2 separate regions of the Homo sapiens genome follow, and region 2 is linked to region 1. A link is an interaction called in ENCODE POLR2A ChIA-PET data of the cell type or tissue named here. Cell type or tissue: PC-9. All regions are shown on one strand. Each heading gives the region's core, and the rest is flanking DNA. Links, peaks and the distances in the headings are about the cores only.

Region 1 (16,870 bases), core at 3,375-11,374:
AGCGACCTGAGAGGACAAGGCTAGGGTGGACGGCCTGGGCCCTAGACACCCAGGAGATGGGTCCTGACTCCACCAGCTGTTGACCTAAGCTTCAAAAGACAGCAGGACAAGCAGCAACTCGCAAGAGGAGGGACATTGCCTTGAAGGCAGAGTGGCTTAGGACAGCATGCTGGAAGATTCGACTCTTCTGGCAACCACAGGCATATTAAGCCACCTCCTCTGCTGTAAACCCTTCAGTCATCTTAGAAACGTGGGAGAGGAAGGGGAGGGGTCTGAGATACGATCATTTTCTTTTTCCTGGAGAGGTAAACATTTTCTGGAGAGCCTGTTGAAATTATTTTGTTGGACTGGGTGTTTTAGTCAGGGTTTTCCAAAGAAACAGAACCAATAAAAGACTTACACAGACAGTCCCTGATTTACAATGGTTGGATTTATGATTTTTCAACTTCATTATGGATTTATTGGAATGTAACCCTATCCTAAGTTGAGGAGCATCTGTGTGTGTGTGTGTGTGTGTGTGTGTGTGTGTGTGTGTGTGTACTATCTAGATCTAGAAATATTTATTAGATTTAAATATCGTGAAGAACTAGCTCACACAACTGTAGAGGCTAAGAAGTCCCACAATGGACATGCCATCTGCAAGCTGGAGACCCAGAAAAGCCAGAGGTGTAATTCAGGATGAGTCTGAAGCCCCTAGAACCAGGGGAGTTGATGTAAATCCCAGACTGAGGGCAGGAGAGGATGAGATGATGCCCTGGCCCAACCAGTGAGGCTGGAATAAAAGGGGAAAATTCCCCCTTATACCATTTGTTCTATTCAGACCTCAGTGGCTTGAATGATATACTCAACCGCATTGGGAGGATAATCTATCTACTTTACTGCGTCCACTGATTCAATGCTAACCTCACCTGGAATCACTCTCACTGGCCCACCCAGAATAATGCTTAATCTGGGCACCCCGTGGCCCATCCAAGTCAACACGTAAAATTAACCATTACACTGGCTATACCTTGTATCTCCCTGCCCCTCCCCACCACATGCTATTCAGCAAGTGGGAGTCCAGAAAGAGGACCAGATCAGTTACATAGTGTTATGTATTTAATTGTGTCCTCCCAAAATTCATATGTGGAAGTCCCAACCCTTGGTACCTCAAAATGTGACTGTGTTTGGAGATCATTGAAGACATAAGTCATTATGTTATGATGAGGTCGTATTGCAGTAGGGTGGACCTTTCATCCAATATGACTCGTGGCCTTATAAAAAGGGGAAATTTAAACACAGACCCGTATATGGGGAGAAGGCATGTGAAGATGAAAGCAGAGATGGGGGTGATCCTTCTACAAGCCAGGGAACACCAAAAATTGCCAGACCACCAGAAGCCAGGAGAGAGGCCCAGAACAGATTCTCTCTCACAGTTGCAGAAGGAAACAACCCTGCCAACACCTTGGTTTTGAACTTCTGGCATCCAGAACTGTGAGACAATCAATTTCTGCTGTTTAAGTCCCACATTTTGTGGTTCTCTGTTATTGAAACCCTAGCAAACTAGTCCATATGAAAACAAAGAGACTATATGTTCACATGTTCTATGAATCCATACCTGACCTAATCTGCAGGACTAAAGTATCCCAAGCCAGTCTTGCTGTGAGACGGTCACAATGAAGCCACCAGCAACATGGGCTGCAATGCTGAGAGGGGCCAGAGAGACATGGAGTAGGCAAGAGAGCATTGAGGAAATCTTCTGTCTGGTCTCAGAATCCTTTGCTCATTTGCTCTCTGGGGTCAGCTTTGCCCTTAACAATGAGCCTCAATTCCCCTTGGTCTGTTAGTGTTTGCAAAAACTCAAAAGGATGAAGATAGGTGTTATGGAAGAAATGAAATTTGGATTTGTAGGTATACTCCCCCTTCTGTTCTTTGCATGAATTAGTGAAGTATTGGCAACATCATCTGCGAGTCATTTTGCATTTTTCCTGGAGAAGCGGGACCAGCTTTGTTAGGCCAAACACTCTAGCAATGTCTGTGGAAACCTACTTTGATTCTCCCTGCTCCAAGAATTCCCCCTCAATGACCCCCTACAAATGCCAATCGGTTCTTTCCTCTTGGTCTCTCAGGTATTCAGTCACATGAACTGTTTGTGTCAAAGCCTTCCAGAAAAAAGCCAACCAAACCAGCAAACAACCCCTCGCCTCCCCAGGTACTAGAAGGAGATGCTATTGAAGCAGACTGACCCAGTCTGGGATGGGGTTGCTCAGCAGATAGAAGCCCAGGGCACTGGGGTCTTGGGTTGTGTTGACGAGATCTACCAAAGGCCAGTCTTCTCTTACAAAATCCATGGGGCAAAGGAGAAGCTGCAGGACCTGGAAAAGAAGAGAGTGGGGCAGGGGTGGGGCACCGAGGGGTGAGAGCAGCTGTGGTCATCTTCAGAAGCAGCAGTTAGGCAGCTGCTCATATGGCAAACAGCAAACAGTCCCAAGGCCAAGTAGGGGATACTTGGTGAAAATGGAACAGAAAATATAATGATTCCACAGATTCAGAGCGAAGGGGGATAAACGGTTACCCATGCTGTCCCTCACCTGGGAAAGGGGAGAGCTAGTGTTTGATGCATAAGTGCAGTTGCTATGAAACATCAGAATCACCCAGGGATGTTTTAGGGGGACAGATCCTTGGGTGGCACCCCAACCCACGGACCCACTGCATCTCTGGGGGTGGGTGGGGTGGGGGTCAGGGCATTCCTGCTATTACCCAGGACAGTATTCATATGTCTTTTGCAGCTGTAATTAAAGGACACTGTGGTGGCTGATGCTTGGCCTTGAATTACTAGGAAAAGATTGTTTTCTGTGTTGATCCGGTCCAGAGAACAATAGGATGACAATATGTACATAGTACTTTACAGTGTTTGAGGAGCTTCTCTACACATTGCCTCATTTCCTTCTCTTCACAACCTATGAGGTTCAGATCATCCAATTGCTGGTTTGCAGAGGCAGAGATGCACGAGGTCACAGAGATAACAGGAGTTGTATTTCCTCGTGCAAGATCCCACATCTTTCTATAAAATCCTATCTGCAGAGAAATATCACTGTACTTTAGGACAACGTGCATTAAAATTTGTTAAATTATGAGCTTCAAGTCAGTGACAGGTAAAACATTTAAAAATAAATTTTAAAAATTATTAAATTAAAATCATATTTTAAAAAGGGTTTATTCAGTTAACCGGAATGCAAGCCCTGTCTGTTGAAATGAAGCCTCAGTTATTCAGAATGCAATTCCTCTTTCAGTTCTCAGCTGCTGCAGTTGCTGCCTATTTATTGATAAATGCTCACTAAGAAATGAGTGGAAGAGGGCTGGATGCAGTGGCTCATGCCTGTAATCCCAGCACTTTGGGAGGCCATATTGGTCAGGCTAGTCTCGAACTCCTGACTTCAGGCGATCCACCCACCTCAGCCTCCCAAAGTGCTGGGATTACAGGTGTGAGCCACCACACCCAGTCTCCAACTGTCCATTTCTGAAGTGAGTACCTTTGTGCAGAGGCTCACCAACCACATCCGAGGTGGAGGTGACCTCCACGAACCAGCTGGGCAAATTCTTGGGCTACTGACTGGCTCGAGACTCTCCAGATGTGTGTGGCTGTCATTTGGAATTGTCCCACAGAACAGACAGGCTGCAAAGCAGGGAGCCTGAGGCTGACTCAGATGGCCTGCCAGAGTCCACAGCAGCTGGGCTGCGTGATCAAGACTGATCACTTTCTGGACCATGTGTTTTTCTCTGGAAACTCAGGTTTATGATGCTTATCATAGGGGCTATCGGTGGGAGTGAGGAACTGATGGAGAAATGCTTTGAAAAGAGTAAGTGTCAGCAAACTGGGTGGGCTGGCAGCCTCTGCTCATTTTGCTGTTTTGCTTTCATGAGGTGACTTAGCCACAGGCAGAGATAAGGCCTGTCACCTCCGGCCAAGAGCCATCCTGTAAGTCAAAGGTTTGTTGTCAAACTTAACAACGTGGACCAGGGCTGTCCCATTGGAATTGAAATCCCTGGGCACTGGGGGAAGTAGGTTAAAAGTTCTGATCAGGGCCAATTGGCCTACAGGGCAGGACACTGGGACACGGTTTATCTCAGGTCCTGGCTGGTATGGCTCCTGCTGGGAGACTGATGACTGCAGAGAAGGATGTGGGTTGGGTGGGAGTGATTTCAGGGACATAGGGAAAAATATACCCCCCAGTATGGGTGTCCTGTGAGCCTTGATACGCTTTGGAAATGTTCACTTACAAATGCAATTCTTAACTCCATTAAAGCTTAAATCCCTTTGGAAGTTGTGACCCCGAATGCTAGTGTGAGTCACATACATTTCAACATTAGTGAGTATATTAGTTCATTTTCATACTGCTATAAAGAACTGCCCAAGACTGGGTAATTTATAAAGGAAAGAGGTTTAATTGACTCACAGTTCAGCATGGCTGGGGAGGCCTCAGGAAACTTACAGTCATGGCGGAAGGCAAGGGGGAAACAAGTACCTTCCTCACAAGGTGGCAGGAAGGAGAAGGGGGAACAGCCCCTTATAAAACCATCAGATCTCATGAGAACTCACTCACTATCATGAGAACAGAATGGGGGAAACCACCCCCATGATTCAATTACCTCTACCTGTTCTCTCCCTTGACATGTGGGGATTATGGGGATTACAATTCAAGATGAGATTTGGGTGGGGGCACAAAGCCTAACCATATTAGTGAGTCTGTCAGATCCTTCTGGATCAAGAGTTTGATTCAGAAGTGAGGACTGGGGAGGAAGGAAGAACAGGAAAGGGACAGTGGGGAGAAGTGGGATGCAATTCACAACAAAGATTTGATTGTGCATTACAAAAGGTTGATAAGTTTCTGGCATAAAATAAAGTTTGGAGATTGCCTATGACTTGAAAATGGCCGAGCTCTCCTGTTTCCTTTGGATCTAAGAGTTTTGAGCTGATTGAGTTTGTTATTTTTCTATGTATCAACTAACAAGATAATATCTAAGATATATTTTTATCCATTTTGAGAAAACATCAAGTTCCTTTCTTTCTACTAAATGATCTGTTTTCTTGGTGCATGTGTGGTATTTTAGGAGGTGTGGTAGCATATTGCTTCATATTATCACCCATTCTGAAATAATCCTTAAATGCTTTTTCTCCTTGACATCCTTGTCAGGTGTTTGTTGTGTCTCTTGTTCTGTTGCATGAAAGGGTGCTTTATAAATAATACACGCTCTATAATTTTTTAAGGTGACAATGGTGGTAACAATCATGATGATGACCATGCTTTAATTAGCCAACTTCTTACTTCATTTTCCTTGAACACATTTTAGATCTCAGTCTTCTTGACCTGTTTTGACAGTTAACATGCAGCAGGGAAAGACGTGGGAATCTGGATCTCTGGGCACTGGGGGATCTGGATTGTCTGCCCTTGGCTAACAGCCTGAACCCATCCAAATGACTTCTTCTCTCTGGGTCTTGATTCCAGTGCCTTGCAAGAATAATGACCCAATTCTACCAAGACTTCTCTCTCTCTCTCTCTCTCTCTGTCTTTTTATTCCCAAGAAAATTCAGAAATCCAGATTTTAGAAAAATCATCTAATTTTAAATGTTGCCAACTAATTCAGATTTAAAAAAAGTTGCAGGCCAAGCAAGCTCAAACTGAGAGTTGACACCTTATCATCTCTGAATGGGAGAATCTAGAAAGCTCCTCTCAGTAAACAGGCTGTGGTTCTTCAGATAATGAGTAAGAAGGGAGATTTTGATTCCCGTCCTAGTCACAAAGTAAAAGGTCCAGAAGTTGCAGGGCCAGGGGACAGGGCTGAGAGCTGCTCCAGCCTTGACCAATCATCAGAATTACCATAGGAGTTGGAAAAATGGTCAGATTACAGATTCCCACTTCAGACACACTAAGCAGGAATCATGCATCTATTTATCCATCCGTCCATCCAACCATCCATCTATCCATCCTTCCATCCTTCCATCTTTTCATCTGTCCTTGCATCCATTCTTCCATCCATTTGTTGGCCTATCATTAATGTATCTATCCATCCATCCTTCCATCTTTTCTTTTTTCCTTTTTTTTTTTTTTGAGACGGAGTCTTGCTCTGTCACCCAGGCTGGAGTGCAGTGGTGCGATCTCAGCTCACCACAACCTCCACCTCCCAGGTTCAAGTGACTCTCCTGTCTCAGCCTCCCGAATAGCTGGGATTACAGGCGCATGCCACCATGCCTGGTTAATTTTTCTATTTTTAGTAGAGACGGGGTTTCACTATTGGTCAGGCTTGTCTCGAAATCCTGACCTCGTGATCTGCCTGCCTTGTCCTCCCAAAGTTCTGGGATTACAGGTATGAGCCACCGCACCTGGCCCATTCTTCCATCTTTTCATCCATCTTTCCATCCATTCTTCCAACCATTTGTTGGCCTATCATTAATGTAAACATCCATCCATCCATCCATCCATCCATCCATCCATCCATCCATCCTTCCATCCATCTGCTCTCCAGCAGATATTTGTTTAAGCACTACTGTGTGTGCTGGACACAGCTATAGCCACGGTGGAGGCAGTGGCCAGGAGAAAATTTATGCCTGGCTGTTCCCAAGTGGCTGATGGGCTCTCCCGATTGCCCATTTACCAGCAGGCTGTGGACTCTGGTTCCTGTAAACTTTGATACCAAGAAAGCTGACTCTGTATAAAATTTAAAAATTGTGAAACAAGGGAGGTTCTGAATGTTTACATTCTGGCCTTTTGGCTCAACTCCAGGAAGAGATACATGTGCAGGGTGCAAGATATAATCAATTCACCAGTTCCCACCAGGAAGTCTTGCTCATGTTAGGGACAAAGAAAGCTGTCTCCACACCAAGACTGACTGCCTGGAACTGGAGCAACAGGGACTAAAACTTTAGAAAGGCAAATAGGAAATACCTTTTTGTTTCTAAAGATTACCCATGGGATAAGATTCAGGGTCAGACACAGAAACTTCCTATTGTTTTATCAATTAGTCATGAGCACCTATCATGCCCACAATCTCTACTGAGTAGAGGACACAAGGAGAGAAATAGGAATTTACATCCCCGCTTTTGAGACAATGAAGGTCTCGTTGAGGTACCTCATTTTTATTGAGAAAGCAATGTGAGACAGGATATAGTCACGTATGCAATTTGCGTGCAGACAGCAAGTGCTGGGGAGGGACTAGACATCTTTGTAAACCTCCTTCTGAGCAGAGGAAACTGTGCTCCTAGTCAGTTATGATTGCTGTTTCTTCTCTTTCCTGTGAGTATGGAGTGATTTCTGGCTGCATTCTCCCTACTCTGCCTGCAGGCTCAGTCAGTCTTTCCCAGGTGGTTAGATAGTTCTTAGCATTAATTTTGAAATCAAATGACTGTGTGAGCTTGGGGAAGTTAGTTAATATCTCTGATCTTCAGCGTCATGTGTAAAATGTGGGCGATCATACCAGCTGTATAGCATTATAATGAAGATTAAATGAGATCGTGTATATTAAAACAACTATGGTGCCTTGGTATTCAATAAATATAATTTCATTTTTCCTTGGAGAAATAGGAATACTGATTCTCCTAAACCTGTGCTCCCCAACACAGTAGCCACCAGCCACGTGTAGCTATTGAGCACTTGAAGTGTGCAGTCTAAATGGAGATCTGCTGTATGTTTTACACACACAGCAGATTTTGAAGATTTTGTGTGAAAAAAATGTAAAATTTGATTACATGTTGAAGTGATAATATTACAAATGGATTAGGTTAAATAAAATATATTGTTAAATTAATTTAACCCACTTTCTTTTAATGTTCTCAAAGTGACAATTTAAAAACTTTAAATTACAAATATGGCTCATGTTGCATTTTTATTGGACAGTACCATAAAACTTTGCCAAGGTAGATGGTCTGGAGTTCCCAGAGATTTTACCTAGTGGGCCATCTCCTATGGATTTGCCTAAGAAGAAAAACTGGGGTGCGGTTTTGTGATGGGGTACAAAGACAATCTTGATTGATTTAAAATGACTGGGACTATCACCGTCCAAAACTCAAGTCAGACATGTAGCTGCTTTTCCCTCATTTGGGATGAAATGAGGTGGGTGTTTGCTGGGATGCTCTGTGAAGACAGAGAAGGAAATTACAATTGTTCAATAAATATTAGCTATATTTATTTTATTCCTCCAGCTCTGGGTCACATAATCATAACCCCTGCAAAAACACCAAAGGTACATTTTTAAAGATCAGGACTATTTCCACTATGATTCAATATTATGCTAGTGTCCTAATAAAAGTAAATGAGAGAAATCACTTGGAACAGCAGTCCCCAACTTTTTTTGCACCAGGGACTGGTTTTGTGGAAGACAATTTTTCCCCTGGGTGAAGGGGGTGGGGAATGGTCTCACTGGCCATTAGATTCTTATTAGGAGAATACAACCCAGATCCCTTGCATGCACAGTTTACAATAGGGTTCGCGCTCCTATGAGAATCTAATGCCGCTGCTGATCTGACAGGAGGCAGAGCTCATGCACTAATGCTCACTCACCTGCTGCTCACCTCTTGATGTGCAGCCCGATTCCTAACAGGCCACAGGCTCACCTCTTGATGTGCAGCCCAGTTTCTAACAGGCCACAGACCGGTACTGCTCCATGGCCCGGGGATTGGGGACCCCTGACTCAGAAGCATAAAAATGGGTTTTTTAAAAAAGCTATCCCAATTTGCAGACAATATGTTAGTGTATTTGTTTGCTAGGGTTGCCATAACAGAATACCACAGACTGGGTGGCTTAAATGATAGAAATTTATTTTCTTGAAGTTCTGAAGGCTGGAAGTCCAAGATGAAGGTGTCAGCAGGGTTGGTTACTCCTGAGACCTCTCTCCTTGGCTTGCAGATGGCTCTCTTCTTGCTCACATGGTCTTTCCTCTGTGCAGGACCATCCTTGTTCTCTATTTTGTGTGTTCAAATTTCCTCTAATTATAAGGACACACATCAGATTGGATTAGGGCCCACTCTAAAGGCCTCACCTTAACTTTACTTCTCTAAGGCTCTATCTCCAAATACAGTCTCATTCTGAGGTACTGAGGCTTGGGGCTTCAACACGTGAAATTTGGGGAAGCACAAGTCAGTCCATGACAGCTACTGTCCTTGGAAAGCCTTAGAAATCAATGATAAAACTATCTCAAACAACAAAAAATTCAGTAAAGTAACAGGGTATAAAATTAACATATGGTTGAGGGGGGAAAGAAGGGTTGATTAATGGGTACAAAAATACAATTAGATAGTAAGAATAAGATCTAGTATTTGGTAGTACAATAGCGTAACTATTTTTTATATATTTCAAAATAACTGGAGAAGTAGATTTGGAATTTTCTTAACACAAAGGATAAATGTTTGAGGTGATAGATACCCAATTGCCCTGACTTAATCATTACATATTATATGCTTGTATCAAAATAATACATGTACCTCATAAATATGTACAACTATTATGTGCCCATAAATACTAAAAATAAAAATAAAATTAACATATAAAACCCAATATCTATCATATACACAAATAATAACCAGTTAAAGGACATAATGTTAGAGAAAATTTCATTTATAACAGCAATAAGAAATATTAAATACTTTGGTATAAACTTTGTTAAGCTTATTCTGGTTAGAAACATCCAAATTTTACAAAAAGGACTTTAAAAACATTCTTGCAAGACACAAAAGTAGGCTTTAAGAAGTGGGAAAGATAGCTCCAATTGTTGAACAAGATGACTCAATGTCATAAAGATATCAGTTCTCTGTAGGTTATGGGAGAAACATGGTGCACTATCAATAAAAATTCCAACAAGTCTTTTCTTGGGGTGTTCAGGTAAGTTGATACTAAAGTTCATGTAGAGAAACAGGCCTGCAAGAGTGGATGGAAAACACTGAAAAATAAAAAGTATGGAGGTCACTGGCTCCACTGGACATTAAAACATAACATAAATTGCTTTAAATTAAAAGCATGATATTGGTGCATGAATATAAATATAGACTAGTAGAAAATAATAGAAAGTCCATCAATAGACCTAAGTTCACATGGAAATTTAGCATATGATAGAAGCAGCATCTCAAATTCCAGAGCAAAGATGGGTTTTTTAATAAATGATGCTGGTACAACTGGATCTCCACTTGGAAAAGGATACAGTTAGAACCATACATTGCATCACATGTAAGAATGAACTTGAAATGGATTAGAGATCTAAATGTAAAATATGAAACCATTAAAGTTCTAGAGAAAAACGTGGGCGAATTTCTGTTAACCTCAGGTAAGAGGTTAACTCAGTTACCTCTGCCTGTAATCCTAGCACTTAGGGAGGCTGAGGCAGGAGGATTGTTTGAGCGCAGGAGTTTGAGGCCAGCCTAGATAATATAAGGAGACCCCCATCTCCACAGAAGAAATTTTAAATTATCCAGGTGTGGTGGTATGCTCCTGCGGTCCAAGCTACTCAGAAGGCTGAAATGGAAGGATGTTTTGAGCCTGGGAGGTTGAGGTTTCAGTGAGCCATGATCACACAACTGCACTCCACCCTGGACAACAGAGTGAGGCCCTGTCTTAAAACACAAGTCTTCATGACAAAAATATCACCCTAAACAAATTCAAATGATAACTGATATCATTGGAGAAGTTAATTGCAACATATACCACTAACCATGAGCTAATATTCCTACAATATAAAGAACTCTCAAAAACTGAAGGGCAAAAACATCAAAAACCTGATAGAAAAATGAGGGAAAGTCATGAACAGGCATTTCACACACACAAAAAAGATGTTAAAATGACCCTTAAACACTAAAAAAGTTCAAATTTACTATTTTCACTGGCTACTATAAGGCTAAGGGCAAAAAGAATTGTATGCAAATATTGTGTTCTAGTTCGTAAATTTGTTTCTCATAGGGAATTTTTCTTCAGTTCTGAAGTTATTTTATGTCTACACTAGAATTGAACAAATTAATAAACATAATGTGGATACAGATAGATGAATACAGAAATTAATAGAGGCATAAATGTGTATGTGTGTGTGTGTGTGTGTGTGTGTGTGTGTGTGTGTATTTTCTGTGTCTGTCTGCTGAGGAGGCTTAGAAGGAATGACATTCCATTAGCAATGAGTATGCCTACTGCTCAGATCTTGTTTCCTAAATACCATTCTCCAATAAAAGGAAGCAGCATTCATTGGTGAAATGGTTGATTCCAGGGTTAGGGCAGGGAAAATAAGACATAAGCTGGGAATATCTTATGCCAGAAAGTAAGGAAGTGCTCAAAAAGAGATGGGGCATGGCAAGGGACACAGGGCCCAGCCTGGAAGAGCTCCCAATGCCAAAGGTGGGAGAACTCAAGTAATACTATAAAAAATGAGAAGATTAAACTAAATAAATATAGATTACTAGGTAGAATAAAATAAACATTCATTCATACTGTTATAAGTAAATAATTTAAAAAATATTGGTAGAGAAGGGACAGCTTCTTCTTACAGAATTCCAATTATTAAATATAGAAGGAATGAGAAAAATAGAAAATCAACATTTGGCAAATATCACACTAATTAGCAAGAACCAGAGAGGGATGCTAAAATGAGTAGGCAAAAGCACGATGAGAAACATGGTATCTGCATAGTTTCAAAGTATCTCCCCACAATATATTCATTACTTACAAAGCAAAAAATTGTAACTTTATAGTGGAGAAACCACCTTAACCATGTGGTCAAGGCTAACAAGTAACAAGACCTACTGACATCATGTATACCAATATGACACACACAGAAATATACAGCGTCCCTGCTGTTGTTCTTGCCAAGATTGAGTAATCGCAATGTAATCATAAGAAAACATCAGACAAACCTCAAAACTGAGACACTTTCACAGACCAGAGGAGACCAAGCAGACATGATGACTAAATGCCGTGTAGGATTCTGCATTGGATCCCAGACAGAAAAAAAAGGACATTAGTGGGGAAGCTGCTGAAATTCAACTAAGATCTATAGTTTAGTTAACAGTATTGCATCAGTGTTAATTTTCTGCTTTTGGAAACAGGAGCGTTTGTATCATGTAAAATGTTAACATTAAGGAAAGCTGGGTGAAGGATATATGGAAAACCTATGTTATCTTTATAATTTTCCATAGTCTAAAATTACTTTTTTAAAAAAAGGTATTAAAATTGACTCCTATGTATTTGCTGGGTCAGAGATCCAGAGTCAAATATGAGCAGATGCCCATGGCTCCCCTTCAGCTTCCTCCCATCTCAGCCTCACTGTGGTGAATTCACAATGATAGAATGATGCACTTCATTCATTGTCTCATTATATGTCCAGTATTGTACCTCTATTCACCCAATCCTAGAAGACAGAAATTAAAACATAATCATATTTTTAAAGTTTTTATCCACCAGCAATGAATAAAACTCTAATGGAAGCTAGAATAAAAAATTTGAAGCAAAACTGAAAGTGACAACTATTTCAACCTCTTTAAAGATCAGAATAGAAAGAGAAATTGCTTGTGCATTCCAGGGCCACAGTGCCTTAGAAAACCAAAAGAACTGGAGTGAGAAGAAATGAGTCCCATCTGAGTCATTTGAATCTACTTGGTTTCCCAAAACTTTCTGCATAGCTGATCCATGATTCCTGATATTCTAGCTATATAAGTACTCCTCCCCACCCGCTCCCCAGTGATTGCCATCTACAACAAACAGGAAGTAGCTTTGTCAGAATTAGTTGGCCATTAGCTGGGTGGGAGTAAGGTGAGGGAAAAACCAGGCGAGAGGAAGAGTGTGTGGGGGCAGAGAACTGGAAGAACCTTGGCTGGGAGGTAGTGGTGTCTGCTGACCCATGCACAGTAACTGGCAGGGTCCCAAACCCCTGCTGCAGAAGTTCCATGTGGCTTTTGGAGGGTTGGCTGGAGGGGTGTGGGATGGAGAGCTGCTACAAGCTGATCAAGCGGCTCTTTGAGGGATGCAAAAGTTTAGAGAACTAACAAGTCTGTTCTTATGACACGTGGTCAGTAGTACATATACCTTTGCTAGTGGCGCCATAGGCAGACAAACAGAAGATATCAATGTCCTTTCTGGGAAGAGCCCTTATGGGAAACTGACCAGGAGCCCCCCTGGGCCAAGTCACCACTAGCTGGACCATTAAATGAGTTCCAGCCTGAGGGGAGCCTCTGTTATGTACTTGGAGGCAAGGCAGGGCAGCCCAGCCCCAAGACCATCTCCTATGATGGGTTAGGTTAACCAGCCTTGTGCATAGACACTCTAGGTCACCATGTACCTGGTTCTCTTGCCATTGGAAGGCCTGAAGCTTTGTTCCATTGCATCAGTAGTGCATGGATGTATGGCAGGTGCACCACCCCTTAGGGTGATTAGGTGCCTGAGTTACCTTTCCTCCTAACATGTCGATTTCAGTGGGGGAAGGGACAAGGAGGTCTCACAGTCCTAGAGCACAGGAATTGGTGGGCATCCTGGCTGGGCCCTGAAGGGCATGCTGGGGAGCCTGCAGCCAAGAGGCCTTCAAGAAATAACTGGACATCCCTGGACAGAGAGGGAGATGTTGGCAAGGACAAACTTGGCCTGGGGCTGTGGCAGGTGAGGCTTTTGCCTGTCAGCAGCCTCTTCCAGCTGTGAGGCCTCCGTGGGGACTATGGAGTGGCACGGCAGACCCAGAGTACTGGCTTGGGCAAAGGAAGGAGAAACTGCCATTCCCCTGTAGAAGAGTCCTCAAGGTGATACGTGGCAGAGATACATGGCAGGGGCCTGCTAACTACAGCCTGTGGGCCTATTCTGGCCTCTTTTTTGCAAATAAAGTTTTATTGGAACACAGCCACACTCATTGTGCTTTCATGCTGCAATGGCAGGGTTGAGTAGTTGTAATGAAACCATACGGCCCACAAAACCTACAATATTTATTATCTGGCCTTTAATGGAAAAAGTTACCTGACCCCTGGTCTAGGGCATATTGGGTTCTATCTGTGCTTTCTAAAAAGATAAACTCCCTCTCAAAAAACTAAATTCTATTATGATGTTCCCCAAATCCTACCTCAACTGTTCTACCAAAAATTCCAGCGTCCAAGCCTCCACATCCCCCTCCAGCACCTAAGGAAGTCACAGCACTTCTGCAAGCACTGCTCCCTTCATCTATCATAGCAAGACCAGAAACAGCCACCTCTTAGGCCACTCTGGGGATGAGGCCCAAGAAATGAGTGAGTAGCCAGGAATAAAAGGAATGAGCTTGAATGGTGAGAATTCTGTGAAACCGCCAGTATGTGTATACATTTTAAATCATGAAATAGATGCGTTTTCTCTGCTAGATGACACACTTGGTTAACAACAACAACACATTGCAGACGGGTTTTCAGTGCAAGTTAAGCTGTTTATTTCTGGGGGTCCCCAGGGTCCCAGGCAGGAAGCAGAGGATTAACAAAAAAAGGTGTGAATTAGGGTGGAGGAGAGCAGACTCGTGAAGAGTTTCTGACAGCGCTGAGCTGTGTCCAAAATGAATTAGGCTTCCAGACATTGCACACTCGTTCTAAATTTAGACCTGGAGTCTGTGATTGACAAAGATGAATCCAACCTATGGCAGTCGCTGGGGATTTAGGATATAGACACGAAGTTTCTACAACTTTTACAAAGCCAACATGTAAGATACACTCACTAGATTTTGGTCCTAGACTATGCCATTGTGAAAACCAAGTATTACAAAGCCAGATATTAAGCAGATACCAAAAAGTTCTAAGACACCACTTTCTCCCTCAAGGGCCATATAATCCAGCTAAGAAAACAGATATATGCACGTAAAAAGATAGCACTGCTCTGTGTATATAATTGGGATTAAGTTCAGTTGTGACTAAAACCCTCAAGACAAGCCAAAAAGTCCAGGGCTGATGGGGCCTCTCTCTCCCACGGAGCCCTCTGGGACTTGGGCTCCTTCCTCTAAGCCCTCCACCATCTCTAGGGAGTGTCCCCATCCTCTTGGTTAATGGCACAGCTGCATTCCAGGCAGCAGGGAGAGGCAGGAACTAAGAAGGGACCAAATAAAGTCGTTCAATTCAAAGTTTATTTGGGAGTCAAGTAAAGTTTACAGTGGGAGTACAAAACTAGAGATTTGTTTCAGGTCACACACTTTGCTTGTACAACCTCTAGATTGCGTAAGTTATGCCTTCATTTATATCTTTAACACCCTAAGCATATTGATCGAAGTCTTTGTCAGACGGTTCTATAAAATTAATTTCATCTGGAGTAAATTAGTATTTTGAATATTAAATCTGTGAACTGTCTTTGTAAGCACTGGGCTTCTCCATGTGTTTTGGAATTCTGATGTACAGGCTTATTTTGAGGCTTGGAGTACTTGCTTTTTCATTTATTCTGTCTTTTTTCTCTGTACACATTCTCCCTTAACAAGCAGTTTTGTAACGGTCACCACTCAACCGTCTGGGTCCCCAGTACAGAACTGGATCCTTGAATGGCAGTTGAGAGTGTCCTGCCCTGTGGGGATTTGAGGGTTCTGTGGATCTGGATGCAGAGGCAAAGGGTAGCTGGTCTCAGCTTCTGGTCGCAAAGCAATGTCTTGTTCTCCAGTCTCTTACATCTACAGCTTTTAGAAATTCCTGGCTCTTGGCAGAGGTTGGTCAGCCTAATTTCATGGGTAAGAAGGGAGCCCTACTCCGCTGCCTGCCTTCAGGTACTGAGGGTGTCTCTGGTCCCTTCTACTATCTTGAATAGAGCTCCTTTTGTCCTCCTTTCCCCAGCTTCCACCGCCTGTCTCCAGACCTGAAGCCCAGCAGGCTGCAGCTTCAGCTCTGTTCACCCCTCTGTGCTCCTATTGCTTGTCCACAAAGATGTTAATCTCATTTATGAGTCTGGAGAAGTCTTTGGTTATCTTTTAAAAATATTGTGTCTGTCAACACTTAGTGATCAAAGAGTGAATGCATGGCACCCTTTTGTCAGGAAGTTCCCACAGTCCTTAAGATCCAAAGGAGTGGTCCTGCTCAAAGGGGAAAGAGGGGGAAGAGATTCCCAAGGCCAAACTATCAGGATTTATGGAGGGGAAATGACCTGACTTGGACAAATAGGATTAGGATGGGTGGAAAGAAGCAGAGAAGGCCATCCAGGCCAGAGACACATGGGACATGGTGGGGGATGTTTGTGTTAGATCATCCTGGCTAGAGCCAGTTCCCTGCTACATATTCTCATGCTGAGCTGGTCTTCTCCTTCACAGGACTTATCACCATAGTTATTGATTATGTGTTTGTGTGTTTGTGTGATTATTTGATTAATGTGCATCTCGTCCTGTACTGTCAGGTCCATGAGGGCAGAGATCATATGCGTGCCCAGTTGGATCCCAAGCACCAATTTTGGTAGTTAGTCCAGGCTTGGTGAAAAAGAAATGAATGAATAAAGCTGCAGAGATGGGTGTGGGGTGGCCCGCGATCTGGCTGTTAGGAGTTTGAAATCTTTTGGAAGATATTAATTTAAACAATTACTGTATGGATTCCAGTGGAGGGGCACATGCTTGCTTTGGGCTTCTCCTAGGCTGCCAGGTTACTGTAAGGACTGTCTGAGGAAAGTAAGCTCTGGGGAAGAAGGCATGGGACCCTGCCATGCCAGGCCAACCCATCAGCAGACCCCAAAGAAAAGTGGACAAAGAAACACAAGAGTTTTTAAGGAGATATTTGATATAGACAGCAGAAGTTGGCTTTTATTATTTAAAATTTCTGATTTAGTTTTAATGAGAATTTTTTTTAAGACAGGGTCTCACTCTGTCACCCAGGCTGGAGTGCAGTGGTCTGAAAGCAGCTCACTGCAGCCTTGACCTCTGGGACACAGCGATCCCTCTGTCTCAGTCTCCCAAGTAGCTGGGACCA
Region 2 (16,870 bases), core at 3,301-11,300, 150 kb after region 1:
AGAAAATAGAGGCCATGAACAACACTATAAACCAATTAGTCCTAACAAACACATATGGAACACCCCACTTAGCAGCATACACATTCTTCTCAATGCATATGGAACAGTCTCCAATATTCAAACAAGTCTGAATAAATTTAAAAATATTAAAGCCATATGAAATATTTTTTCTGATTAGGATGGAATGAAACTATAAATCAATAAATGAAAGCTGCAAAATCCACAAATATATGGAAAATAATAAGTTCTCAAATAGCCAATGGGCTAAAGAAATCACAGGGGGAATTAGGCAATAAAAATATAATAAACCAAAGCTTATGGGATGGGATAAACATAGTGCTAAAAAGTTTGTAGCTGTAAATGTCTACATTAAAAAAAAAAATCTCAAATCAATAACCTAACTGTATACCTTAAGGAATCAGAAAAAGAGCAAACTAAACCTAAACCTAGAAGAAATGAAATAACATAAATTAGATGGAAAAAATAGAGAACAGATCAATACCCAAAACAAATGAAATCAAAGTTGGTTCAAAAAATTGACAATTTTTTTTTTTTTTTTAAGATGGGGTCTTGCTCTGTCACCCAGGCTGGAGTGCAGTGGTGTGATCTCTGCTCACAATCTCCGCCTCCCAGGTTCAAGTGATTCTCCTGCCTCAGCCCCCCAAGTAGCTGGGATTACAGGTGTGTGGGAAGACTAAAATGAGAAATTAGCAAATCAGAAATGAAAGTGAGGACATTACTGCCAATTTTACAGAAATAAAAAGGATTATAAGAGAATACTATGAAAAATTTAACACCAACAAATTGGATAACCTAGATGAAATGGACAAAATCCCAGGAACACACAAACTACCAAAACTGATTTAAGAAGAAATAGAAAATTTGAATAGACCTATAACAAGTAAGCATATTGAATTAGTAATTAAATATTTCCCAACAAAGGAAAGCCCAAGATGGGCTTCACTGGTGAAGACTATCAAACATTTAAAGAAGAATTAACACCAGTTCTCAAACTCTTCCTAAAAATCAAAGAGGAAGGCACACTTTAACTCATTCTATGAGGCCAGTATAACCCTAATATCAAAGCCAGATAAAGACCCTGTAAGAAAACAAAACTATATTCATCCCTTATAAATACAGATGTAAAAGCCCTCAAGAAAATACTAGCAAACTGAATTCAGTAAAAGGTTAAAAGGATTATACACCATGACCAAGCAAGATTTACCTTCAGAAAGCAAGGTTAGTTCAACATAAAAATCAATCAATGTAATATACCACATTAACAGAATGAAGAGGAAAAAACCCACATCATCTCAATCGATGGAGAAAAGCATTTGCCAAAATCCAACTTTTTTAATGATAAAAAGATAAATCCCTCCATGATGAAGACCATATGTAAAAACCCCACATTTAACATCACAAATATCACACTCAGAAAGTTTTTCCTCTAAGATCAAGAATAAGATAAGGATGCCTGTTCTTACCACTTCTATTCAGTATAGTTCTAGCCAGGGCAATTATACAAGAAAAGAGATAAGAGGCAGCCAATTTAAAATGATCCTCTTGCAGACAACATATCTTACATGTAGAAAAACTGAAAGAATCCACACACACACACACACACACACACAAATATTGCTAGAGCTAATGAATTCAGCGAAGTACATAATAAAAAAAAACACATAAAAATCAGTTGTATTTCTATTCACTAGTAATGAATAATCAGAAAGAAAAACAATTCCATTTACAATAACATCAAAAAGAATAAAATACTTAGGAATAAATCTAGCCAAGAAGGTGCAACACTTCTGAAAAAGTCAAGACCTAAACAAATGGAAAGACACCCCATGTTCATGTACTAGAAGACTTAAGATGACAATACTACATAAGCAATCTACAGATTCAGTGCAATCCCTATCAAAATCCCAATGACGTTTTTTGCAGAAATCTAAAAAAATCCTAAAATTCATATCAAACTTCAAGGGATCTTGACTAGCCAAAGCAATCCTGAAAAATAACAAAATTGGCCAGGTGCAATGGCTCATGCCTGCAATCCCAGCACTTTGGGAAGCTGAGGTGGGCAGATCACCTGAGGTTGGGAGTTTGAGACCAACCTGGCAAACATGGTGAAGCCCCTTCCCTACTAAAAACGCAAAAATTAGCCAGGCATGGTGGTGCATGCCTATATTCCCTGAGGCAGGAGAATTGCTTGAACCTGGGAGGCGGAGGTTGCAGTGAGCCAAGATTGCACTACTGCGCTCCATGGGTGATAGAGTGAGACTCTGTCTCAAAAAAAAAAAAAAAAAAAAAAAGGAAAACAAAATTGGAGGACTCACACTTCCCATTTGAAAACTTTTTACAAAGCTATGGGAATCAAAACAGTATGGTACTGGTATACGGACAGACATACAGACCAATAGAATATAAGGGCCCAGAAAAAAAAAAAACCCTCATATTTTTGGTCAATTGATTTTTGACAAGGGTGCCAAGTCCATTCAATGAGGGAAAGGGCAGTGTCTTTGACAAATGGTGCTGAGACAACTGGATATCCACATACAGAAGAATGAAGTGGGACATTCACCTTATACCATATACAAAAATTAACTCTGAATGGATCAAAAACTTAAAGGGAGCTAAATCTGCAAAGCTCTTAGAAAACATAGGGGAAAGTATTTATGGTTCTTAAAAATGACATCAAGAGCATAGGAAACAAAAAAATATACATAGATTGGACATCCTCAAAATTTAAAACTCCTGCATCAAAGGACACTATCAAGAAAGTGAAAAGACAACCCACAGAATGGGAGAAAATACTTGCAAATCATATCTGATAAGGATTTAATATCCAGATTATACAAATAACTCCTACAACTCAATATCAAAAAGACAATAATCTAATTTAAAAATGAATTAAATACTGGAATAGATATTTCTCCAGAGAAGATATATACATGGCCAATAGGCACACGAAAAGATGCTAGTCATCAGAGAGATACAAATCCAAACCACAATGAGATGCCACTTCACACCCATTAAGATGGCTATAATTTTAAAAAGCTGGAAAATCACAAGTGTTGGTGAGGATGTGGGGAAACTGGAACTCTCATGCATTGCTGGTGGGAATGTAAAATGGTATAGCTGCTGTGGAAAAGTTTCAGATTCCTCAAAAAGTTAAATATAGAGTTACCATATGACCCAGTAATTCTGCCTCTAAATATATGCCCCAAAGAACTGAAAAATTGATCTCAGCTCCTTGTGCAACAATGTTCATAGCGGCATGATTCCCAATAGCCAAAAGGTAGAAACAGTGCAGTTTCCATCAACCAATGAATAGACAGAATGGGATATATAAAGGGAATATTAGTCACTAAAAAAATGAAGTTTTTATGCATGCTACAACATGGATGACCTTTGAGAACCTAAGTGAAATAAGCCAGACCCGAAAGAATATCGTATGAGCCAACTTATATGTGATATCTAGAATTTACATATAGAAGCCTACCCAGGGTTGAAGGGAAGGGAGAATATTATTTGCCCAAATGGGTAGTGTTTCTGTTTAGGATGATGAAAGAATTTTGGAAATAGTGGTGATGGTTATGTAATATTGTGAATATACTTAATGCCACGGAACTATACACTTAAAAATGGTTAAAATGGAACACACATACCCCAAAACCATGGGATGGAGAAGAGTACCCTTCTGATAAGGTTGTGAGGATTTGAAGAGTTAACAGGTGTAAAGAACACAGAGTACCATCACTGGCACATAGTAAGTGCTGTATTTGCTGTTATCAGTTTTATAATATGCTCCTTTGTTCCTCCTGCCCATGCATTAACCATTGACCTCTGAACCATGAACTGCTGGTAGAAGCTGTACTTTTACAAAAGTCAATAGGGTTAACTGTGGGAGTATTGCCAAAAAGGAAAATCAATATATCCTGATTTTGTGAAAACACAATTTATTTTTCTTAAACCTCGAAACAGGCCATAGTCAGTAAATACATAGCAGCATTTGAAAATCGCTGGGAAATAGGTTTACAGAATGAAGTCAGCTGGAGCATGGCACTGTAAGATGGCTCTATAGTGGCAGGGGAACCTAGAATTGCCCACGTTTTCATCCATTACCTGAATTATGAATAGAAAGCATGACTTAAATTTCCAGTACCCGTGTGTTTGGCATCTTGAAAGATGGGCCAAAATTTTAAAGTAATTTTAATCATTTGAAAAAGTGGTTTGAAATAATGGGAGAGAAGTTTAAAGGAGAGAAAGGTATTTAGGGAGGAATAAGCAACTAGCCTCACTAATTCAAGGTACTCAATGATGGCTCTGGTGTGGCCTGGCAGAATGATTCTCTGGGATTGTTGACAGCTCACACACAGCCCACTCTGAGGTTTGCTGCGTTTATTATCATGAACCTATCACAAGGCATATGTATGTAAAATGTGAAATGGCAGGAGGCTCTGGGAAAAAAAGTCATCTTTGTAGCACTTAAGGGCCCTTGTATTTCTCCACATTAGTTAGATGTGACAGTAGACTTCACTACCTAAAGGGTTTGAAGAAATTTTAGAGAGTATAAAAATGGGAAAAGAAAGTGAAATATTACCTATATTATCACAATTCAACAGCAAAAGGCATGTATACTTTTAATCAATTAAAGTATATAAGGTGGTCATTTCACAGAAATCCTCCTGTGAATGCTTTGGTGAGTTTAACAACTTCAAATTTACATTTTTAAAGGTCAGTACAAAGCTATAAAAAGCCCAGAGCGCCCAAGCAATGGTTTGCTTTAACAAGTAACTTGTCTTTATCACACATGTGAGTTCAAATGTAGGAGGGCAGGACTGATTGTTCACCATTTCTTCTGAGCATTGTATAGGTAGAAACAACATAAAGCTATAGCTCATGAAAAAAATATTTTGCTAGAACTGCGAGACACTGAAATTGATTACTGAGGAAGATTCAGAATCTGACTGTACATATTTTGAGAGAATAGTTGGGCTTAACCTCCATTATATTTTCCCTTTGTCCTTGATCCATTAAACCTGCAGTATGATGTGGCATATATTTTTTAACCTGAATTCTCATAAACAGTGGGGTTGCCAATTTATGAGCAGTTATAGTTCTCCCTCTAATGTGTGTCTCAGATATTCGAAACTAAACAAGACTTTCTAAACTTGCACTTTTGTATAAATTATCAGCCCTCCATAAAAATCCATATAATGGGTCCAGGTTCAGATATCTCAGTGGCTTCTGTCATCAAACTCTTCCCATTCAGCAGCTGACTATGAGCATCCTAACTGGATCCTTTCTGTCAGCGCCACCCACAACCCCATTGTTGTATACATGTTGGTGAGTAGAGAGACTCACTCTGCCTGCCCCATTCTGCGGCCTGTGTCTTTAACAATCGACTGTGTTTCTGTCATTGCCCTTAGGAGAACAACCTTTAGTCTGACTAGGCACCACTTCCCAGACGTTCCCTCTGTTGGCCTCTGTTCCCTACTTAGATGCTGGGCTAAAGTTCATTTAGGCTTTTTTTTTGCCATGGCTCTTTTCAAACCCCTTTTTAGCTCTTTTCAGGGCTCTCTAAATCTCTGGATCTACATTGAAACACTGTAAGGAGCTCCAAATAAAATCCCAGGAGTATTCCAAAGGGAACAGGTTCTTGTACAAAGCTCCATGTTTCCTCACGTTTCTTCAGTGTCTTTGATAAACCTCCATTTGGTTCCCTTTTTCCTGACTCTCCCTCTGATGACTTCCCCCTGAACCCCTTTTTAATCCTTGTTTTGTGTCAATATCCCTTCACTGGCCAACAAGGTCATTTAAAAGTTTGAGGGAGTGCTATGTCTCCCCTGAGGTGCTCCCCACAGGTAATCATGGGAGAAGTGTGGCCTGTTTTCTGAATCACTGCGACATGACTATCATTCCAACACTGTCACAGTTACTATCACATGCAAAGGTCAGGCGCTCAGCCATCACCTTGGGCTCAGCTTAAGGAAGCTCATGTTTAAGTAAAACATTCCCATCATCTTAGGAAAAGACAGATTTAAATAACCGTTTTCCCTAATACATTTTCTTTCAAGCATTTTCCTAAAAGCAAATATTGTCTTTTTTTTTTGAGACAAGAGTCTCACTCTGTCGCCCAGGCTGGAGTTCAGTGGCGCAATCTCGGCTCACTGCAAGCTCCGCCTCCCAGGTTCACGCCATTCTCCTGCCTCAGCCTCCCGAGTAGCTGGGACTACAGGCGCCCACCACCACGCCCGGCTAATTTTTTGTATTTTTAGTAGAGACCGGGTTTCACCGTGTTAGCCAGGATGGTCTTGATCTCCTGACCTCGTGATCCACCCACCTCGGCCTCCCAAAGTGCTGGGATTACAGGAGTGAGCCACCGCACCTGGCCTATATTATAAGTCTTAGACAAAGATTTAAGAGCTCAAATTGCTTTCTTTAAAGAACATTTCTTAGTTCCATTTATGGTTAGGGCTGATATTCTGCTGACATTGTTAATTCCATTTGGTGCTAATAGTTCAGTAACATGCTAGTGGCAAATGACATAATGCTTAAACTATGTCTATAATCTGAGAGGCAGAGATGATAAAAGTTGAGTTTTCTGTGTGTAAACAGTAAGTTACTCATGGGTGATACGGTTCATGTTTACCTAAGTAGAAAGTCTAGGAATGTAAGGTCTCCCAGCATATATGTAACCAGTATTTTAGTAATAAAGAGAAGCAAGATTAAAGCCCAAATTTTTAATTTCCTTTATAGTCGTAGACTGGACTTTATAAAATTACTATCTTAAAACTCACCTGGATTGTTCGTATAAAGGCCACTGTTACCCGTTCTTCAAATTCATTCAGGGGAGTATAAAGGTTTAAAATTTTGACAATCTGTTGGGGATAAAAACGGAATTTAGCACAGAGCTAAATGAACATGAGACAACTTTTGAACTTTAAAGAATATGTGACATTGGTACAAGAGTATGATCCTCTTTAGACAAGGCCCACAACACAGATGGAGCTGGACTGACATTTACACTTGGAGCCTGCATCCAGGAAACTAGAGCCCACAGCTTTGTCAGGTGGATCTGAGCCCTCTCACCGAACTCATGTCTCCTGTAAACCCACCTGCCCCTCCCCACTATGCTCATTGGTATACACAATGAGGAGTTTAGAATGCAGTTGCCTGAAATCCTCAGCCTCATATCTACTAGTAATTTAAAGGTTTCTTCTGAAGAGTACTGGAGATCTTACCTTAGATGAGAAAGGTCTTGTTTAATACCTAACTACCCCCTGTCCCCCAACATTGTTTACAAATGAGTATTTGAACAGGAGATACTCTTTTGTCTGCCTACCACTGGTTTGGTGGAAGTAGACTGCCCAAATGCAATGCCAGCTGCATCTAGAAGGAAACTTACTTTAAGTGAAATGTATTTAAAGAGAAGAAAAATGTTTGAAGACTTTCTGGAAATGTTTACAGAAGGAAGCAGTTTTTTAAAGAGTTAGATATTTAATATTTTAATAGTAAGCAGAGGAGGTAAGGAAAGGTGTTCACTTTGCTATATTAAGATGTGTTTTTCTGTACTGAGTTTGGATTTTGTTATTTATCTTTCAGGGACTGGCAATGTGTCGGCAACTGAATCATGGTTATACATTTTTTAGGGAAAAGGAAAGTAACACTTAAATGCCCCTAAGTTCTTAATGACTTCATTTAAAACAATATAAATGAGTGTGAGTGAAAATATGACCATATTGCAATTAGTTTTAAAGAAAAGGTTTTTCTTACAGTTATATTTGTAAAGAAAGCAAATACCTGATGCTGCCAATTTCTGAAAATTTGTGGATTTCTATGTAAGAAACATTCCAGAATTCATTATATTTAAAGAAGTTTTTACCTAAACTTAACGTTTTGTGAGTTTGCTACCTTATCTTTTTAAGTGAGTAAGAGGGATAGAGAGTTACTAGAAAACAGTATCTGTGGCATCTTGTTTCACAGACCAAATGGTTTTTGGTTCATCTAGGAATATCCCATCAGCTGCACTTCAAAATTGTCTCATTAGGGGTATATAAAGGGTGGGAGTGCAACACTAACAAATAACCACCAACGAGAACAGACTTGGAATGGACTCAGGGCTTCCTTGGAATACCATGTTGACAGAGGTGCAAAGTGACTGTACCTGCTGGGTGCTGAGGGAGGTACACAGGGAGCAGATAGCCTCTGCGTCCTCCTGGGTTTTCTTCTTTAATTGCAGGAGCTGGGCTGCTTGGATCAGAGGTTCCATGGTCTGAACTGCTCCACTCTGGTGAAGGTTTCTTCCCCGAAGCCACTCCTCAAGCTGACTTATATTGTACCTTAGCCATAGGTAGAAAGCAAGCTATGTTAAGCCGGTCCTCCTAATTCACTGAGAAGGGGACACCTGTTGTGTTTTGCAGGCCCGCTGCAGCTAGTGCCATTATTTATCTCACACGGTTAAAAAGCATGGCAAGTGCCTTGCACTCAGGAACTATTTGTTGAATAAAGAATGAATAAATGAATGAGTGGGTACTTAAAATCAAGCAAAGATGAAATACCTGAAGTGTCTACATAAGTTAACAGGGAAAAACAGGCATTAAATATACTGAATTGTAAGTATTTATATTTAACATTCACAAATGTATTTATACTTCTATGTGAGCCTTCATGCCTCTTAACTCATTGAGTTTTCTCTCTGACCTATCTGCTTTGTATTCAGTCTTTAACTTAGAGTATGTCAACATCTTTAAGCTTTGAACTAATTTGTTTACCAAGTCAACCATCTCAGTGTTCGACGGATTTCACCAACAGGTAAAAAGGTGATGGATTTGAGTCACAGACTGATGGAGACAAGGACTGTCAATTAGATTTGGATTTCATTTTTAGAAACAGCAGTCTTGTGTTCTGATTCTAGCTGCAGTCAGTGAGGGCCCACTCTATCTGTGTTGTTGGGGGGTGCTCCTCCCTTACCTGAGTTGCATGCCTGTGCTCCAAGAGCAGACGTCCTTCCGCAAGAGCAGGTTGTTAAGAGTCACTGCGTTGATCATGTAGAAGAGCTGTTTGAATACCTGCAGGATGATCTCAGGGTCCAAGCCCTGGTCACACATGACTGTATGAAAGGCATTCATCTGGCGGATGATAGCTTCCAGGCAGTATGAGTTATCCCCATCTGCCATGCTGGAGGAGCGCTTCCGGTAGCCGGTGGGCTTCACACCAGATAGACCCTGAATGCTCTCATTTTCCAACATGGCAGAAACTGAAATAAAAGCACAGTTAGAGAAGCTTGCATTCCCCACTAACAATGCAAAGATTGGACCACTCAAATCATTTAGTGCTCCGGGCTTTAGCAATGATACCATCCAGAGGTGTGCAATGTTGACATGCTTAGGAACTTATAACATTTGGCAAAAAATTTCTAATGTGTTGATTTCTGTATGGAATAAAACAGCTGTGGACAGCATTTTCATTTAATTTACTGGCAATTAGACAAAGATGATGGGCATGTACCAGCTCGATTTGGTATCGCCTGTGCTGAAGTCCACAGTTTGAGAATTGAGCAACCTGGGTGTCATCCTCGTCCAGCCACTGACTATGTAAATAAGAGCTTCATTGGTCCGTCATACTTACTAAGCAGCCATTACCTATGCACCAGGGGCTTTATGTTCAGTATCTCTTTCAATCTTCCAACAACTCTATAAAGTACTACCCATTTTTATGAGGAAGTTGAGGTATAAAGCGGTTAAATAACTTGTCTGAGGTCACACTGATAGGGAGTGGCAGGGCCAGGATTTAAACCCAAGTCTGTCTGACTCCAGAACTGCTGCTATTAACCTTCACATTATTCTGAGTATCTCCAGCTTGATATGTCAGTTCTCCCTCTGTCTGGTGCCTTATAAAAAGATTTCCAGACAGGAAGGAGGGTTTGGAATGAACCTCATTTCAAGTAATGTATTTCTAGATTGGTCCTTCTTGGGATTCACTCATAACCTACTTGTGTTGTAAGAACCTGGGGAAAGCATTATGAATAGGTCCAGGTACACTTTCCTTCCCAGCCTTTGCAGAGCACAGTGAGTAATGCATCTACACATAATTTTTCTTCCGATTGAAAATGTAACTGCTCTCATTTCTCAATTCTGATTTCATGTTCAGTGCCCAAGTACACTGCTTGGTTCAAAGCAAGTGTCTAATAAATACTGATGCATCGTGCCGACTGCTGTGTCCTTTCGCATGAACACTCCTGCTTTTTTCCATGAATCAAGTTCATAATAGGTTAAGAGGGTTATGCTTTTTCACTGTATATGCATTTGTACCTTTTGAGTTTACATTTATTATGTATTAAAATTTGGGAAAAAATACAACATATTACAGAAAAAGAGATAAAGGGAAAGTCATCTATGCCTCTTGCACTGTGTCAAATACTTTCACAGCTTTTTAAGCATGATGTGCACACCTCAGTTCTGCCTTCACTGGAAGGTTCTGGCTTTCTGGAGGTCATGGCTAAGATATCTGGTTCCCGAAAGGCAGAGGGTGCTGACCACGCCTTCCCCTCATTTCAGACACCATGATGAGTGATGTAGCTCTCCTGCTGCCAGCTTACCTATCATCGGCTGTAACACGCCCTCGGCAATTTTAATGAGCTGCTGGTAGATCTGAATGGAAAGGTCACTCAGCACCTGACGGTATTCGGTGAGGTCAAAATTCTTAAGACAGTGTTCATTCTGCTTTGCAGTGTTCTGAGTCATGAAGCCCTGCAGAGGGAGAGGCGTGCACTACTGAGTTCTCTGGTCTGCTGGGCCCAGCACAACTTCCAGGGCTCTGGTAACTTTAGTCATCTATTTGGTGGGCAGGGGGCCTACTCAGGCCCTCCCTATGTAGATGATGTTTTACAAAAGCCTGTCAGTTCTTTGAGGCCTCATTGATGACCCTTGAACTTGAAGGATGTAGAAAAACTCAACATGAGAGAGAAAGCCTGAATCGCTCAGTCCAAATCCCTGAGGCGAAGTGATTTCCCTACGGTAGCAAAACCTAGGTTGGTACCAGGTCCAGAGAAAGGGATCCCTGCTTTTTCCCTTCATCCAGCGCTTTCCTCAATATATCAGGTCCCCCTAAAATGTTAGATGATGTGCAGCCTCTAAAGGAGTGTGGCCATGGGCCAGATTATACGCTTGTATGAGGAGAAATTTTATACAGATTCTATCACTGGTTATCAGAATTAATAGATGAACTAAAGTGATTTCATAGCTACCGCACTGTGTCCTCTTAGCTTTCTGTATTAATCAGATGAAATCACATGTAAGTTAAGGGAACTGCTGATATCAGAAGGGCTCATGTGACCAATGTCCTTTTCATTCAGGCCTAGGGAAACCAGTATCTGCCAAAAAGATTAGTGCTCCCAAAAGGGCAACCATCTTCAGCAAGGCCTGTTGTACTGTGTCAAATACAAAGCCATCTTAATATGAAAAAAAGCAGGCAGAAAAGGGGATAATTGTAATGATGAAGATAGAGTCAATCATTCTTCCTTGTTATTTGGACTACACGGATCTGGTCATGCTGTGGTTCAGCTCTTGACCCAGAGAATATGAGCACATGTAACCACAACCTAATGTAATGGAGTTCTAGGTCCTGCCCTAGCCTTATATAACCTCCCATTTAGAATGTGTATAACATTGGGTAAAGTGATGGACCTCAATGAAATAACATTACATGTAGTTCTATGCTTCAAGTAAATGCTTGGATATTATGATTTTGTAACAGAAGTCATGGGGTTTGAAATGGCTATTTCTTTAACCTTTGGCCCATCTCTTTTATAATAAAAGCAGGCCATCAAATGAAGTGCTGGTTCTTAGGAGAGAGATGGCGTCAAGCCAACTGCAAAGAAGGTAAGACTGAAAGGAAGGGCATATCCTTTTACTAACCCAGGGAGAAGAGTCTGTCAAAATTGGTTCTGGCACAAAAGATGGAATAAAGCTTTAAAAATGGTCGCACTATTTTGGTTTACACTATGTCTTGACCTTGGGAAGGGTGGATGGTGAGATATGTGAAAGGAAGGGGAAGAAAAGTTGGAAGACCTACAGGAACCTGTGAGCGGGCATATCTGGAACAAGCTGGGATTCTCACCAGAGAAACTAGAATGGAAACAAGCCACATATTACTAGGTCATTGGGCAGAGTGCAGAGCATGGGAGAAGTTCTTTCAGGGACCAAAGCTAGGAATGTGAGTTCCAGAAAAAGCTGGGCCTTACAGGTCCGGTGTGGATTGTGAAGTGATGGGGTTAGTAGTTGGGCCTCAGGTCAAGGAATCCAATTTGGATAAATGCATGGAGCTGGGCCTCCAGGTCAGTTTGCACACACGTAGTTCTGATTATGGTGTGCCTCTGTTCTTGTGGCCATCTTTGTCTATCTTGAAATGGACAGATTAATCAGTTGGCTTAGGAGACAGGGTGACCCACTAGGCAACTGAGCTCCCTGCCAGTATCCACTGCAGTGGGGCTTCTAGAGCTGATACAGAAATGTCAGGTTACAAGAGTTTCATGGAGACTCCCAGGGCCTCTATTGATCATGGGTTATGCAGACTCTACTTACATAACCCAGGAGTGCTTTTTGGGGCCCCTTGGGCTCATCAAGGCCTCCTAGAGGCAGGTCTCCTGTGGCTGGCCTTATTGCTGCTTCCAGCCACGAGGCATGATAAGGTGTGCCCACGGTCTGAGGTCCCCAAGGGTGCTCCAAAGACCCCACTGACCTCTGAGGGTATACAAAGCACTTCTCAACCACATTTGGATGAAGCAGGAATGCCTCCTGGGTGCCTGGCTCCCCACTCACCTCATCCCCGCTGTACTGCTTCAGACAGTGAAGAAGGCGGCAGGTGTTGGATAACCAGAATGACGTCATCTCAAAGTCATCATTGTGCTTCTGTGAAAAGAAAAGGACATCCTCAGCTCTAAGTGGCTCCCATCTGGTGAAATGCTTCCTCGGTACCTCTTTCCCCACATTTCCTACCCTTACCTAGTGTTCCTGAGCAGCCCTGAGGCTGGGCAGGGCACTTGCCAGTCACGGGGTTGAGACCCATTGCTGAGAGGCTGTGTGAGTGTTCCTCTACCACCAGGGATGGTGCACAGAACCCCCACCTTGGTCTCCTGATCAGTGGTGCACATACAGGGACACACATAAAGGACAGGCTGCCTTCCATGGCTGAAGAATGAATGCAAAGCTGAGTGACAGATGAGGCTCTGCCCCAACAGCCCCGGGCTCTCGTCTAACCGCCTGGGCTAGCTGGCTCTGTTTCTGAACTGCCAGTTATCCAACACAAGGGATGCTGAAGAGCATAACAGCAAAATAGTTTGGTGTCCCATTTATCTAGATGTCAGATGCATCATGGCTTTAACTCTCTAGAAAATGGCTACAAACCCTAACTAGGTGAAAAAGCCTGCTCAGCAACCCAAACAGCTATGAGACAGCTGCTGCATTAAAGCTGATGACTTCACGCAGCTCATTCTGTCAAGTAAGCGTTATCATTATTTAAATGACAGAGTGGTATGAGGTACGACCAAAAGAAAAAAAAAAAAAAAGAAATGAGGTTGAATAGAAAGTGACTGCTGGGGCTGGGACATGCTATTTTAGCTCAGAATTAGGGAAGGCTTTCCTAAGGAAGTGACATTTGTGTCAGCCCTAAATTGGCCTAGACTGGCCGAAGATTCCAGCTGGATGGTGCTCACGAAAGAGGATCAAGGCTGGAGACACAAATCTGAGAGCCACGAGCATGCAGATATGTTTTAGAGCCGTGAGTGGATAAAATTGCCTGTGGAGGGCAATGCAGCTACTGAGGGCAGGAAACCAGACTTAAAGGCTGGCTCTGGAATTCTGAGCAGCAACCAGCAGCTCAGTGGACTCCAGAATTGGTTTGGACTCAGAGCTTTTGAGAATGGCTTGTATCCTGGAAGCAGTAATGTGTAAGAACTAAAGATGGTCTCTAAGAGCAATAATACTCGGGGCACAGGCCTGCTAGCAGGTAGAAATCCCTCTCACTGAGGGTTCATCTCCCTCAAGAATCTCACCTCCCCCACTGCCTGGCCCTCATCCATGTGTGGACAGGCCTCACCCTCCCTGCAGGCCAGCCTGTTTCTGCAGTGGCTGCACTACATTCAAGAAGAGCCTTGTGCCTTCAGGTGGCATTCCCGAGCACCTTTAACACCATGCGGCAAGCCCTGTCCTGGCCCAGGTTGCCTCACCTTGGGAGGTGATGGAATGTCACAGCCCTCCCTGTGTTACCCCCCAGGGAAGCAAGCACCCGGCCCCTTGGAAAGGTGGAGAGGGCCCATGTTTCAGGGGTGTCCCTGAACTTGCTCCAGGGTGAGGCCCACACACCCTTGGCTGCAGCAGGATGTCTCCCTAGCACCTCTGGCAGTGGGCAGGCCAAGGCTTCTGTAAGCACTGGGCATGTCTGGAGGCTCAGCAGGGAGGAGCTGGAGGGCTACCTACACCAGAGTCCTCGGCTTTCTGCCATTGCTGGGCCTGAGCATCCTTCTCTGGGAACTGCCAGGCATCCTGGTTATATGGATGCTTCTGTGGCTCATTTACCTTCAAAGTTGGAGCCCTAGGAGCATTCACTACAGCCAAACCCAGACACAGAGAAGCAACAGTAAGGGGCTGGCTTCACTCTACCCACCACAAACCATGACCTTCTGCAGGGGCTGCTTACTTTCAGGACTTTCTTAATGCCGTTGATGGTGGAGGTCAGCAGGGAGTGCACCTTGAGATCGTCGTTGGTGTAGTCCGCGTGCCGGATGCACATGTAGAGGATGTAGGCGGGGAGACAGGGCACTGTGCCCGACAGCATCTGGGGCTTCAAGTCTAAGGGCAACGAGAGCAGCAAATGGCAAGTTAGATCTATGGGGGACAATGGAGGCTGTCAGAATCCTCATCTGAATAGACGTGTTTTCAATATTTCCCCATAGCTCATCTAGGAATAGATGTCTCAAAGAGGATTGGGAGAGAAGCCACCCAGGGTACCCAAACTCCCGAGCATGCCTACCAGTAGTTTCAGACACTGTGGTTAAAAACACAAACAAACAAAACCACATTCCTAATTGTCTGCACTATAACCCTGAAACAGGCTTCTAATGCCTCAGCCTAACAATATGGAGGAAAAGTGCCTGCAAGTTACACAGATGCCTCAGTCCGCAGCCAACAGGGGCCCATGGCAAGTGGAAGGCTGAGGACAGGGCCTAGCTCCCACATGGGGGCAGGAACTCCTGATTCGTGGGCACCACCACTTCCAGAAGGCAAGGGCTGGCTCCAGAATTAGACAAATTGTATGTGCCCAAAGACAGGGCCAGCCTGCTGAGGGCTAGGGAGGTTGGAACAATCTCTGGCCCATCAGTTCAGGAACAAATTACCCAGCCGTGCTTGCCCAGCTTCACAGCCAAATAGATCAGGCAGGCCCCCCTTCCCCACCCCGGTGCTGCTGCTTGGCATGCATCTCTCCAGCGGCTCTCTTACTTCCCCCAACTGCTCTCCTCTGTATCCCACACTCCTGTCCCTGCCTGGGCAAGGGCTGCTCTGGCTGGACTGGAAGGGCCTTGTGAGTCTCCCCATTAACTGCAGACTCAGCCCTTTGGCCCTTTCTTGCAAAAGGCCCTGGAGGGACAGGAAGCAGCTGTCAGACCATTTTCTATTCCAGACCATGCCAGCTGAGCCAGACTTAAGGCAACAGGTGGTGGTAGAAGGCCAGAGAACTAGGGGGAAAGGCCTGGTGCAAAGGCAAGATGACAGGTGAGAATGGGGCAGGAGCACAAGGCCCCAGGGGTCTCACCATAGCTCTGCACTGTATCTCCAGCCCTTGTTCTTTACACTCATACCCTCCCAAACGAGGCCTCATGAGCCACCTGTAGGCTCAGAATGGCAATGAAGGGAGGCCACCTCCCTCCCACCTGCAGGTGGGCAGTATCCTTGCAAACCTTCTACCAGGCTGGTCCTGGGCTGGGCTCTGCTGCCAGCAGCTCCAGTTGGTACTTGGGTTACATTGTCCCTGCTCCAACGCATCCTTCTAGTTAAATGATAACTGTAGGCCATAATACTCTTGAGTACATGGTTGACATTTGGCCATTTTATAGGTCCAGCAGATGGCTGTGGATTGGCCATTGGCTCTAGTTAGAATGCCAGTCATTTATCCAGGAAAATGTATTTTGTAGGCCCAGACTTCCAATCCATAACTTCTTACTTCAAACCTGATCCATGTGCAGATTGCAAACAACTTGTCCTGTCTTGGAATGTTCTATTGTGATTAAATAAAGCTTGTTTGGGTGCCCCAGCTAAATGTTAGCATCTTGGGGAAGAGACGATGACACTAGTTTTATTTCTCCTCCACAGCAACTGGCCAGTGCCAGGTACCTAAGAGGTAGGTGGTCGGCAGTCAAGTTTTGGCATTTGTTTGGATGGGGTCTTTTGGAGGGAAGATGACTGCAGGATTTTCCTAGGTAGCTCAGCAGGAGATGACCTTTCCTGGGGCCACCTGAGCAAGGGTCATCTCATGCTGATGGCAGGGTTTTCTCTGTAAAAACCCTGGCAAATGGCAGGAGGGAGCCACCTGTCTGACACAAGCAGCCTTATTTATTGAAAGTTTCATTCACCAGAGATGAAAGGTTTGTTCCTAATTGCATTTGAACAAGATGCAGTCTGTTTAAGGAAGTTTAAGATAAACTTACACCACATTTAATTAATTGCTGGACAACTGTAGGGGAGATTAAGCTTTTTAAAAGAGCAAAATACATCTAAGAAGCAGGCTACTAAAAACACACAAACCAAACAGCTGGAGCAAATCTGTTTAAGGCAGATGTCACAATCTGTTCTTCCTGGGTCCCTCGGCCCTA

What was found. Peaks named below come from ENCODE experiments on the same cell type or tissue, not always from the same donor. Only the 100,000 strongest peaks of a DNase experiment are listed, where the experiment ranks them.
Region 2: POLR2A ChIA-PET joins it to region 1 with 12 read pairs; 2 of 35 experiments call an interaction of 5 or more read pairs at or near these places.

What each region holds. Positions count from the first base shown.
Region 1 is chr18:49,678,686-49,695,555 of GRCh38, forward strand. All of the region lies in intron 2 of LOC105372112 (a long non-coding RNA gene), which reads left to right. Among named protein-coding and RNA genes, the nearest start is that of LIPG, 130 kb to the left of the region's middle. In PC-9, for the core only: no CTCF peak of the experiment used is centred there; a DNase peak (open chromatin) is centred at 6,996; H3K27ac peaks cover 2,172 bases.
Region 2 is chr18:49,828,541-49,845,410 of GRCh38, forward strand. MYO5B (myosin VB) reads right to left here. Exons shown (of 40, transcript NM_001080467.3): 34 at 14,701-14,852; 35 at 12,825-12,914; 36 at 10,604-10,754; 37 at 8,977-9,262; 38 at 8,171-8,345; 39 at 6,804-6,884. SNHG22 (small nucleolar RNA host gene 22) reads left to right here. Exons shown (of 4, transcript NR_117096.1): 2 at 10,736-10,824; 3 at 11,823-11,885. Among named protein-coding and RNA genes, the nearest start is that of SNHG22, 23 kb to the left of the region's middle. In PC-9, for the core only: no CTCF peak of the experiment used is centred there; DNase peaks (open chromatin) are centred at 6,571 and 10,691; H3K27ac peaks cover 1,211 bases.